Regions from separate parts of the Homo sapiens genome. Here region 1 is linked to region 2. Evidence: chromatin contacts called from ENCODE Hi-C or POLR2A ChIA-PET data. All regions are on one chromosome and are shown on one strand. The core of a region is the stretch at or near the end of the contact, and the rest is flanking DNA. Distances in the headings are between cores, read along the strand shown. Region 1 overlaps ITPKB (inositol-trisphosphate 3-kinase B). Region 2 has its middle 60 kb from the start of ITPKB.

What was found. Hi-C counts contacts between places; a loop is a spot of excess contacts on that map. ChIA-PET counts read pairs that join two places held with the same protein, here RNA polymerase II (POLR2A). Pooled maps may share reads with other maps.
Region 1: a pooled map shows a loop between it and region 2 (3-fold over the local background). The contact joins two enhancer-like sites. A Hi-C loop is called at or near these places in 2 of 37 single-sample maps with no recorded cell type and 6 of 50 pooled maps. POLR2A ChIA-PET finds 5 or more read pairs at or near these places in 11 of 52 experiments (CD4-positive, alpha-beta T cell, GM10248, HCT116 and 7 more).

Annotation. Positions count from the first base shown.
Region 1 is chr1:226,688,404-226,693,780 of GRCh38, forward strand. The region is part of intron 2 of ITPKB (inositol-trisphosphate 3-kinase B); the gene reads right to left. Among named protein-coding and RNA genes, the nearest start is that of ITPKB-IT1, 16 kb to the left of the region's middle. RefSeq lists an enhancer at 195-694. Within about 2 kb of position 2,173, at least 16 of the 41 ENCODE cell types and tissues checked have a DNase peak (open chromatin) inside an H3K27ac peak, as active enhancers do; they include CD4-positive, alpha-beta T cell, where a contact is called at or near this core.
Region 2 is chr1:226,796,854-226,801,722 of GRCh38, forward strand. No RefSeq gene overlaps it. Among named protein-coding and RNA genes, the nearest start is that of ITPKB, 60 kb to the left of the region's middle. RefSeq lists an enhancer at 2,455-2,504. Within about 2 kb of position 2,223, at least 11 of the 41 ENCODE cell types and tissues checked have a DNase peak (open chromatin) inside an H3K27ac peak, as active enhancers do; they include CD4-positive, alpha-beta T cell, where a contact is called at or near this core.

The DNA.
Region 1 (5,377 bases), core at 923-3,422, 110 kb before region 2:
GTGTGTTCAGGGTCCCACAGAACCCAAGCCAAGAGTCACCCCCACTCTGTATCTTTGGCATTAGATAGTAATGAGGGCCAAGAGGAGAGGACAGAAAAGGAGGTCTTCCATCTGCAAAGCAACTCTTGACAGCAGCAGCCCAGCTGCTCGGGGCCACTGCCCAAAATGCTAATGAAGCCAGTCACAATTAGCAGGCTACTCAGGGGCTGCCCAGACCACAGAGCTGCTGCCACAGTCAGCTGTGCCAGAGCAGCCTGCCGGGTCCCAGGCAGAGCTTTTATGCTAGCACTTTCTCCTTCCCCTTTCACCTGGCATTTGGAATCCACCAACAATCTTTGTACCCTTCTCTCTGCCTGACCCACAAAACCACCCAAGGACGCTGGTATGACTCTCACTGATAAAGTCAAAGACAGATGGGTAGGGATAGGGATGGGAATTGGGAGAAGGGTCCAGAAAAAATGATTTGGACTCTTTTTGCTCCCATTACCAACCACTCCATTTTCCCCCCCAACAAACAAGTGCTTCCCCACTTTACTGACATCTGGATTCCACTGGCTAGTTCCACTAGCTTGGGAGCAAGTTTGCTCTCCGACCTCTTTAGAGTATTCAGCAGATGGTGATCAACACAGCCCTCTCCAAGGAGAGACGTTTAGCTTTATGAAAATTCCTAAAGAAAGCCACTGGGATATGTTTTCGTGCCAAGACATCTGACAACTGGCCTATTTTTAAAGTTCCAACCAATAATCTCTCAAAAGCACTCTACCCACAGACAAAGGGGCAATGACGAAAAAAGTAATGAGGCCAGTATTATGTTTTTGTTTTTCAAACAATCCAGAATTTACCCATCCAAATAAATAATATTCTCTTCAAAGCCTACCCCCTTAGAAAGCTCTGTGCTGATTCCACTGGGGCTGTGTTTTCTCAGAACATTTTTGGAAAGTCCTATTGTGGAGCAGCCTTTGTTTCCCAGAGAGTGTCCAGGATAAAGTTAATAAGCATCCAACCAGCAGCCGCTGCTGCGGGCCAGGTACTGTGGTAGGCCCAGGGAAGGGGAATCCTATAGGTAAATACAACAAGGTGTCTCCCTGGCAAGATGCTCACTATCCGGGTGGAGAAAGGAGGAGAAGGTTTTTGTGGGTTTTTTTCCTTTGTCGGAAGGTTTTATTTGTGTGTGTGTGTGTGTGTGTGTGTGTGTGTGTGTGTGTGTGTGCATGCATATGTGTTTGTGTACTTTTAAGTTCAGAGGTACATGTACAGGTCACATAGGTAAACTTTTGTCATGGGGGTTTGTTTTACAGATTATTTCATCACCCATGTATTAAGCCTAGTACCCATTAGTTATTTCCCCTGATCCTCTCTCTCCTCCTACCCTCTACCCTTCAAAAGGCCCCAGTATCTGTTGTTCCCCTCTATGTGTCCATGTGTTCTCATCATTTAGCTCCCACTTATAATAACATGCAGTATTTGGTTTTCGGTTCCTGTGTTGGTTTGCTGAGGAGAATGGCCTCCAGCTCCAACCATGTTCCTGCAAAGGACATGATCTCATTCCTTTCTATGGCTGCGTAGTGTTCAATGGTGTATATGTACCACATTTTCTTTATCCAGTCTACCACTGATGGGCATTTGGGTTGATTCCATGTCTTTGCCATTATGGAACAGTGCTGCAATGAACATAAACATGCATGTGTCTTTATAATAAAATGATTTATATTCTTTTGGGTATATACCCAGTAGTGAGATTGCTGGATTGAATGGTATTTCTGTCTTTAGGTCTTTGAGGAATCGCCACAGTCTTCCATAGTGGTTGAACTAATTTACACTCACACCAACAGTGTATAAGCGTTTCTTTAAGGAAGAGAAGGTGTTTTGAATACATACCATCAGCCAGGCACCGGGCAACAGCTTTTGACATGTTACATTTAATATGGATCCCAAAATCCTCTTAGATGTAGACAACCAGGCTCAGAAAAGTTAAAGTGACCTAGCCAAAGTCACACAACAAAGAAATTCTGAGACTGGTCCTGATCTGGGGCTGTCAGGCTCCCAAACTGGTCCTCTCATCCCCACAGCAGCCTGCAGTAAACACACTCTCCAGGACAGGAGGCTGAGGCAGGATAACTCACTCCTCCTACGTCAAGCACTCACCTCCTGTTTACCCTTTCATCAAGAGGCTCTGACAAGCCAGTGGGCAGGGAGAGTTTCTTCAGATATAAAACAGGACTTTTCATAACCCTAGTATTTACGTCAACTGAGAAGGACAGACACTCAGACACAGTCGCACACACTTCACTCACACACAGGACCGTCAATTCAACGTGTCCACCTACCTCACAAGCAGGCAGGGAAATCAGGCCTGCATCTCAACACGTCAAAACTAGTTTCCTGCAATAGCCAAAAGGTGGAAGCAAGCCAAGTGCCATCGGCAGATGACTGGATAAACAAAATGTGATATAGACACACAATGGATTATCATTCAGCCTTAAAAGGGAAGGAAATTCTGACACATGCTACAACAGGGATGACCCTTGAGCACATTATGCTCCATGAAATAAGCCAGACACAAAAGGACAAACGCTGTATGACTCCACTTATCCCAAGTACCGAAAATAGGCAAATTCACAAAGACAGAAAAGTAGATTAATGGTTGTAGGGGCCTAGGAGAGAGGGGAGAGGGATTATTTAATGGGTAGTTTCAGTTTGAGAAAATGAAAAAGTTCTAGAGATGGATGGTGGTGATGGCTGCGTGACAGTGTGAATGGATGTAATGCCACTAAACTGTGCACTTAAAATGGTTAAAATGGTGAATTTTATGTTATGTACACTTTGCCACATTTAAAAAAAAAAAAACCTCTGTTTTTTCTCTTTGGAAATATGGATGTATAATCTCTTCCTCAAACAAACTCTGGGCACATGCATATGACCAGTGTCTTCTATTCTCTTCCCAGCCTCAGCCCATGAGGCTTCAGATGACAGAGGCAGGAGCCGTGCTGGGGTGGGGCCTGGCTGGGGGGACTCTGCATGCACAGTAAGCAAGCATTCTAAAATCGGCCCCAGAAAATCCCCCAAATGCAGCACAGAACGCCTTAGACTGGCCTGAGTCAACAGCAGGAAGGGGAGGGCCCACAATGAGCAGCCGCATCCCCTCCCCTGAAATTTGCAAAACAGTATTTTGGCTGGTGCATTTGGCCCAATATAGAGCAGAGCAAAACATTTTTATGGAGGAACAATGAAAAGAGACTGCTAGTCCTAAGACTGAGGTCTTTAGGAAAACTTCATTCTCTGACCCATTTCAACTTTCCCTAATAAATAACAATGCTGTAATGCCAAGCAGTCTATCATGCCACCTTAGCAGCTGTGCTCTGCTCCCAAATGTTCTGTTTATGTCTCCCCATCATGTCATTGTGATGGATTCAATTTTAAACTACCCCAAGCTAATAGCAAATCCCCCAGAGCTCTGGAAGCAGCTCTGTGTTGCGTGGGCCCTGATCATGAAGGTGGATTCAGTGGTCACCCAGGGCCCACCTGGAGTCTGTAGCACTCTTTTTCCTCTGGGCTCCCAGGTACCTGCTGAACCCCAAATGGGTGCCTACAAAGGTCCAGTGAGGAAAAGTTAAGAGCCCCAGAAAAAACAAAGATAAAACGCCTGGGAGGGAATCAGTATTTATCAAGGGCCTACTACATGCAAGAGCCTTCAAAACCCTGTAACTTTCAAGTTTTATACATGAGGAAATGGAAGAAATTCAGCAATATGTCCAAGGAGCAGAGCTAGGATTCAACTCTAAGTCATCTGACTCTAAAGCTTACACTCTTTCCATTACACTAGGCTGCCTCTCAAAATCATGTGGGTTTTTTTTTTCCCCTGGTTCTTGTTTTTTATAATCCTGCTTGCCTGGCTTCTAAACTTCTCCAGCTTTTCCATAGGCCCTAGCCCAACCCAACTTTCCATTTGGGTAAAAGGAAGATCATCCCAGCTGCTGTGTCCCAAGTCACATGAAATGGCGGGAAGACATTTCATAAACACAAGTTCAAAAGCCCCTTTAAATAGATAGGAAAGTGGAAATTATTTTTAAGGGGGTAAACTTCTAAAGAAAGCATTCCCATTCTGCAGCCCTGGACTTCTTAACATAAACCACCAGGTCCAATTCTCACCCTACACTGCCACAGAACAGCTGACGCTAAACTTGGGCTCCAAAGCCTCTGTCTTCCTCCAGAGAGCCTGGCAGTCTGTGTAATAAGTGTGCTGGCTATTTCTGAGCCGGCCACTAAAAGGGAAAGCCACCCCCAAATCACCACTCAGCTTAGTCCCAAGAATGAGAGCTGAAGGTAGCATGTCACGCAGGGGATTTATTCTTCAAATGTAGAATTGTTAGTGCTCAAAATATAAATACTCAGGTTTGAAGAACATACCAACTTCTTTAAAAAAAGAAAAGGGTAAAAAACTCCCCCATGCAACTGTGAATATACTCTCATTTCTCCTCCTCCTCCTTTCCTGACAAGAGCCAACAATCAGCAGACAACAAAATCTCAACATCTGGCTCCTAAGTCCACAGCTTTCAGCTTTTTCCTGGGCCTGGGAACTTTTGCCTCAAACAAATCCCTGATGAGCTGCTTCAAGTGTGATGGTAATAAGGTTCGGCTGCTCAGGGAGCAAGGCAGGCATGTGAGCCGTGGCTTGGGTGCTCTGTCCTCCAGGGTGGTCCAGAAGCCCTTGAAGGTAGCACATTACAAGAGCCACTTCTGGTCAACTTCGGTGAGCAGACAGCACCCAGCTCTGCTTTCTCAGGAGCAGGACTGCAGTTTCTGTTGGGAATAGTGACAGCCAAAAACTCAGAAGCAGAACACACAAGACACTGAGCTGAGATCTCTTCGGGCTTCTGGAAGCAGTCAGACCCTCCACCATGCCCTTCCTTTCCCTAGCTGGTCTAAACTGCTGTCGAGCGATGATGGGCAGCTCTTTGCACACAGATATTAGGAAAACCCCTGCCTAAGAGTCACTGCTTTAGAATTTAATTTCTAGACTTTAGAACCACTTCCTACTGGGTCCGTAGAGATCACTGCCTGTCCCCCTACTGACATGTTTTATTGTAAGCAATCTAATTTATGGTGTGCTCAGTATATTCTTCATATACCCAGACACATACAACTGAAAACAAAAGTTTCACACAACAGTACTTACCATTGCTTTGTGCAATGAATGCTGTTATTTTCTATTCTACTCTATCATATTCTATTTTATTAAAATCTATTGGTTGTAACCATCTAAATTGATCCCCATTTGAAGATCACAATCTGTAGTTTTAAAACTGCTGTGGTCATAGGAGCCAGTCCCACGTTTTTGAATTAAAGGCCTGTGCTGACACCATGGGTCAGAGGGAAG
Region 2 (4,869 bases), core at 973-3,472:
TTTTTTTTGAAATGGAGTCTCACTCTGTTGCCCGGGCTAGAGTACAGTGGTGCGATTTCGGTTCACTGCAACCTCTGTAACCTGTGTCTAAGCAATTCTCCTGCCTCAGCCTCGCTGGTAGCTGGGATTACAGGCACCCACCACCACGCTGGGCTAATTTTTTGTATTTTTAGTAGAGATGGGGTTTCACCATGTTAGCCAGGATGGTCTCGATCTCCTGACCTCATGATCCACCCACCTCAGCCTCCCAAAGTGCTGCCATTACAGACGTGAGCCACCACGCCCAGCCAATTTTTGTATTTTTAATAGAGACAGGGTTTCGCCATGTTGGCCAGGCTGGTCTTGAACTCCTGATATCAGGTGATCCATGCACCTCAGCTTCCCAAAGTGCTGGGATTACATGCGTGAGCCACCGTTCCCAGCCTGACTGATTCTTAAATGACAGCAGCTTTCAGTGGAATCCTGTTCAGCCTCCACATGTGCTCTTGGAAAGTATTCACCCAACCGGAACACCACAAGACGTCTTGGAGTTTCCAGGGCAGTCCTGATTTTGAATCTTTGAATCTCACTGTCTAACCATCATCATGGAAAACTTTCTCACTGCCTTAAGGCCTCCATTTCTCCATCTGCAAAGTGGGAGGAATAGCTGGGCACTTTGTATACAGACAACTGGGAAGAGAGGACAAATCAGGGCACATTGAAACCTTCAGTGGCTGAGGGGACACAGGAGGAAGATGCGTGGTGGAGAGAAGGAGGAGGTAATGGGTCCTGTCTCTCCTGATCTTCACAAGGAGGAGGTAATAGGTCCTGTCTCTCCTGATCTTCACAAGGAGGAGGTAATGGGTCCTGTCTCTCCTGATCTTCACAAGGAGGAGGTAATGGGTCCTGTCTCTCCTGATCTTCACAAGGAGGAGGTAATGGGTCCTGTCTCTCTTGATCTTCACAAGGAGGAGGTAATGGGTCCTGTCTCTCCTGATCTTCACAAGGAGGTAATGGGACCTGTCTCTCCTGATCTTCACAAGGAGGAGGTAATGGGTCCTGTCTCTCCTGATCTTCACGAGGAGGTAATGGGTCCTGTCTCTCCTGATCTTCACAAGGAGGAGGTAATGGGTCCTGTCTCTCCTGATCTTCACAAGGAGGAGGTAATGGGTCCTGTCTCTCCTGATCTTCACAAGGAGGAGGTAATGGGTCCTGTCTCTCCTGATCTTCACAAGGAGGAGGTAATGGGTCCTGTCTCTCCTGATCTTCACAAGGAGGAGGTAATGGGTCCTGTCTCTCTTGATCTTCACAAGGAGGAGGTAATGGGTCCTGTCTCTCCTGATCTTCACAAGGAGGTAATGGGACCTGTCTCTCCTGATCTTCACAAGGAGGAGGTAATGGGTCCTGTCTCTCCTGATCTTCACGAGGAGGTAATGGGTCCTGTCTCTCCTGATCTTCACAAGGAGGAGGTAATGGGTCCTGTCTCTCCTGATCTTCACAAGGAGGAGGTAATGGGTCCTGTCTCTCCTGATCTTCACAAGGAGGAGGTAATGGGTCCTGTCTCTCCTGATCTTCACAAGTGAACCGAGTTTACCACAGGAACTGTGAGCAGTTGGGGCCTACTGCTCTGGGGAGAGCGCCTCTCACCAGTGTGGCCCTTATCTGTTTGCAAGAGCCGCCTCCTTCCTGGGCCCCAGCCACCTGTGGTTGACTGAAGCTCTCAAATGAAGTTTGACCCAACCACACAACACCCAACCTGAACACCACAATAGGTCTTGGATTTTCCAGGGCAGTCCTGATTTTGAATCTTTATCTCACTGTCTAAAAATGGTATGTTCCAGTTCAGGGCCCAAAAACCTGATCAGCTGCACACTGGGAGTCCTAGGTGAGAGGTTAAAGTGGAGACCTTGCCTTGTTTCTCACTGGCACCCCAGGCTCCCGCCTCTGAACTGTGCCACATGGGAGCACCTCTCCTGCTGCTCCTCCGTTTCCTGAGCCTGGCGCCTGCCCTCCCACTGTCCCAGGACTCATCTGACCGTCATGCCAATGGCGGGCTCACTGGGGTCTCGGGGAGATCAGGCCTTCACTGTCTAATTCATCAGGGACTAGCAGTGGGATGTGGGTTGGGGATGTTTTGGGGTGGACGGGTCTTTTGATGGGTGGCACTCAGGTCATGTCAGAACAGGGGCTGAAGGCAGGTAGAGGCAGGAGAAGCCCCGCTTCCCTCGGCATCCTGCGTGGGTGAACAGAAACAGGAAGCAGAGGAGTGTGACGGGGTTGGAGACACCAGAGCACAGTGTGATGTGATGGCTGCTCTGCGGCTCGTCAATACTGAATCTTCCAAGGGGGCCATTTCCTCATCTATACAAAGGGCCCGTAACTGGACAGGATGTGTGCTGAGTGGCTGCCCAGCTGCGGCTCCTCTCCGAGAACACCAGCCCCTGGCAGTTTCCTGAACGCAGTGACCCCGCTGCGTACCTGTGACCCCACCCCTGACCAGGCCTGGGAGCCTCTTCTGTCTGAGGCAGCCCTGTGGGAGCTGGCAGGAGGAGAGACACATGGAGGGGACTTCTGCGGCTGAGGGACAGCCAGGAGAAGGGCAGTGGGGAAACTTGTGAGTAAGCAGAAGCCACGAGGCAGGGCGAAGGCGCGTGAAGACAGAGCCGCAGGGGCACAAGGAGCAGCTGCAGACGCTGCAGGGTCCCTGGGAAACTGAGTCACGCCTTGGGCACAGTCACTCCGTGGGGCACAGCGTGGGCACTGCTTCTGAAGGCACACCTGCTGCTGTGGGATCCTGAACAACACTCCAGTTCTCCTGAAGATCTGATTGTCTTGATGCCAAACTGATTTCCAGTGTTGCTTTACTTCTAGTTTATCCCTACAATTGTGCTCCCCGGCCTGTGGGGACCAGCATTGATCTCTGTCCCTTGCAACCTGAGACAGTCAACAACTGGTCTCAGTGGTTCATCTGAACCCACTTTACAGAGGAGAAAATAGAGTCATAGAGGTCTGTGTCCAAGGTTGTGGCTGGTAAGTGCTGGAGCCAGGATTGATTCCAGCTTCTTTCCCACTATACCCAGGTATTATTGCTGAAAAAAAGGGAAACCTAGAATGTTATGCCTACAGGGTAGGCGTGAGCTCCCGCCATGGCCGGAGTTCCAGCTGTGTCCTGGTTCTCATCACCCAGACACGCTTTGAACCTGAAGGTGGAAAGTGGAAAAATGCCAAACTGGTTTGAGAAGAAAGGGGGAGAACGTCAAGTGGAAAATATTCTGTTCTCTGCCTCATCATTAGAAGAAAGGAAAGGGGTGTGTGTCTCATTTTTCTTAACAAAAGCAACACAGGAAGAAAACTGTTTATTAAACCAGGCATAGTGGCTCAGGCCTACAAACCCAGCACTTTCGGAGGCCGACGCGGGTGGATCGCTTGAGCCCAGGAGTTCGGGACAAGCCTGAGCAACATGGTGAAACTCTGTCTCTACAAAAAAACTAAAAAATTAGCTGGGCAGGATGCTGTGTGTCTGTGGTCCCAGCTACCCAAGAGGCTGAGGTGGGAGGATTATTTTGAGCCCAGGAGGTTGAGGCTGCAGTGAGCTATGATCACACCACTGCACTCCAGCCTGGGTGACAGAGACTTTGTCTCAAAAAAAATTTTTTTAAAAAGAAAAAGAAAAAGAAAACTTTAAGACACTGCATACTTTAGCAAGTAAGCAAAGATGCAGAGACACTCATTTTGGCTCTAAAGCTCTTAAGAAATCTTTGCAAAAGAAGAAGAAAAAAAAAGGTAATCAAAAGCCTTTTTTTTTTTTTTTTTTTTTAAAGAAACCTGAAATGGTTCAGGTGACTTGAGGGCATGTTTGGGCAATTTTGTTTTACTTGAGGTCATATAGATAGCTATAATAAGCTGTCAGCTTATTCTACCTGTACCTTGGAAGTGGCCAGTCAGGAAGGAGGTGAACATTATGGGTCTTTCAAGGATTCTAGGGGCCCTGTCTGATCCCCCACTGGCTCCATTCTTGCCAACCTCTCCTAAACACTCTGACCTAGGGCACCTGACTCAGTTGTTAGATGTCAAAGTGAGAGGCATATCCATTCTCATTCATCTTTCAAAATTGAGTTCCACTGCCTCCTCCTCCAGGAAGCCTTCCTTGATTCTCTGTCTCATTCCCACTGCTCTTCCCATTCAGGATTAAATCCCTCTCCTCTGTGTCCCCACCTTTTCCTGTGCAGTAGTGCATCTCTCTGTCCTGGTATTCATCATACCACATTATGATAATCAGTTCACACTGTCAGGCCCTCAGGGTAAGAGGCAAGTCTTCTTTAACTTCGTATTATCAGTACTTAGCCAAGGGCCTGGCATGTAGTAGATGCTCAATAAATTTTGCTGAATGAATACAAGAAAAGAAGGGAAGTGGGGAGGACATTTTGGGAAATATGAAATTTTCTTTTTGAGATTTATCTCAAAAATACGTGTCTAGTACTTGTCCACAGATAGCAATTAAAGTCAGGATTCTATTTGCTGCAAATGATTGAGTTTCTTCACTCCCAGTTGTAACTTGGGCACCTAAGGCAGGAGGAAATTGGGGTAGATTTAGAGGGATTTGGGAACATTGTGTCTGAGGAGTATGTGTGTGTCCTAACACATTTCTGAACTAAGTAGATGTCTCTGAACCACATACAAAAGGCAAACATGCCACATTTTGTCTCCCTGGAACTTAGTAACTTAGCAATTTCACCTTTGGGACCACGGCCACCCACTAGCATTCAAATCGCTTAGTGCAGAAGGGGGCTTGTTCTCTTGTTCACTATTGCAGCCTCAACCCTAGAAAAGGCCCTAGCAATGGGTAGGTCCTCAATAAAGATTTGTTGAATGATTAAATAAGTGAGAAAA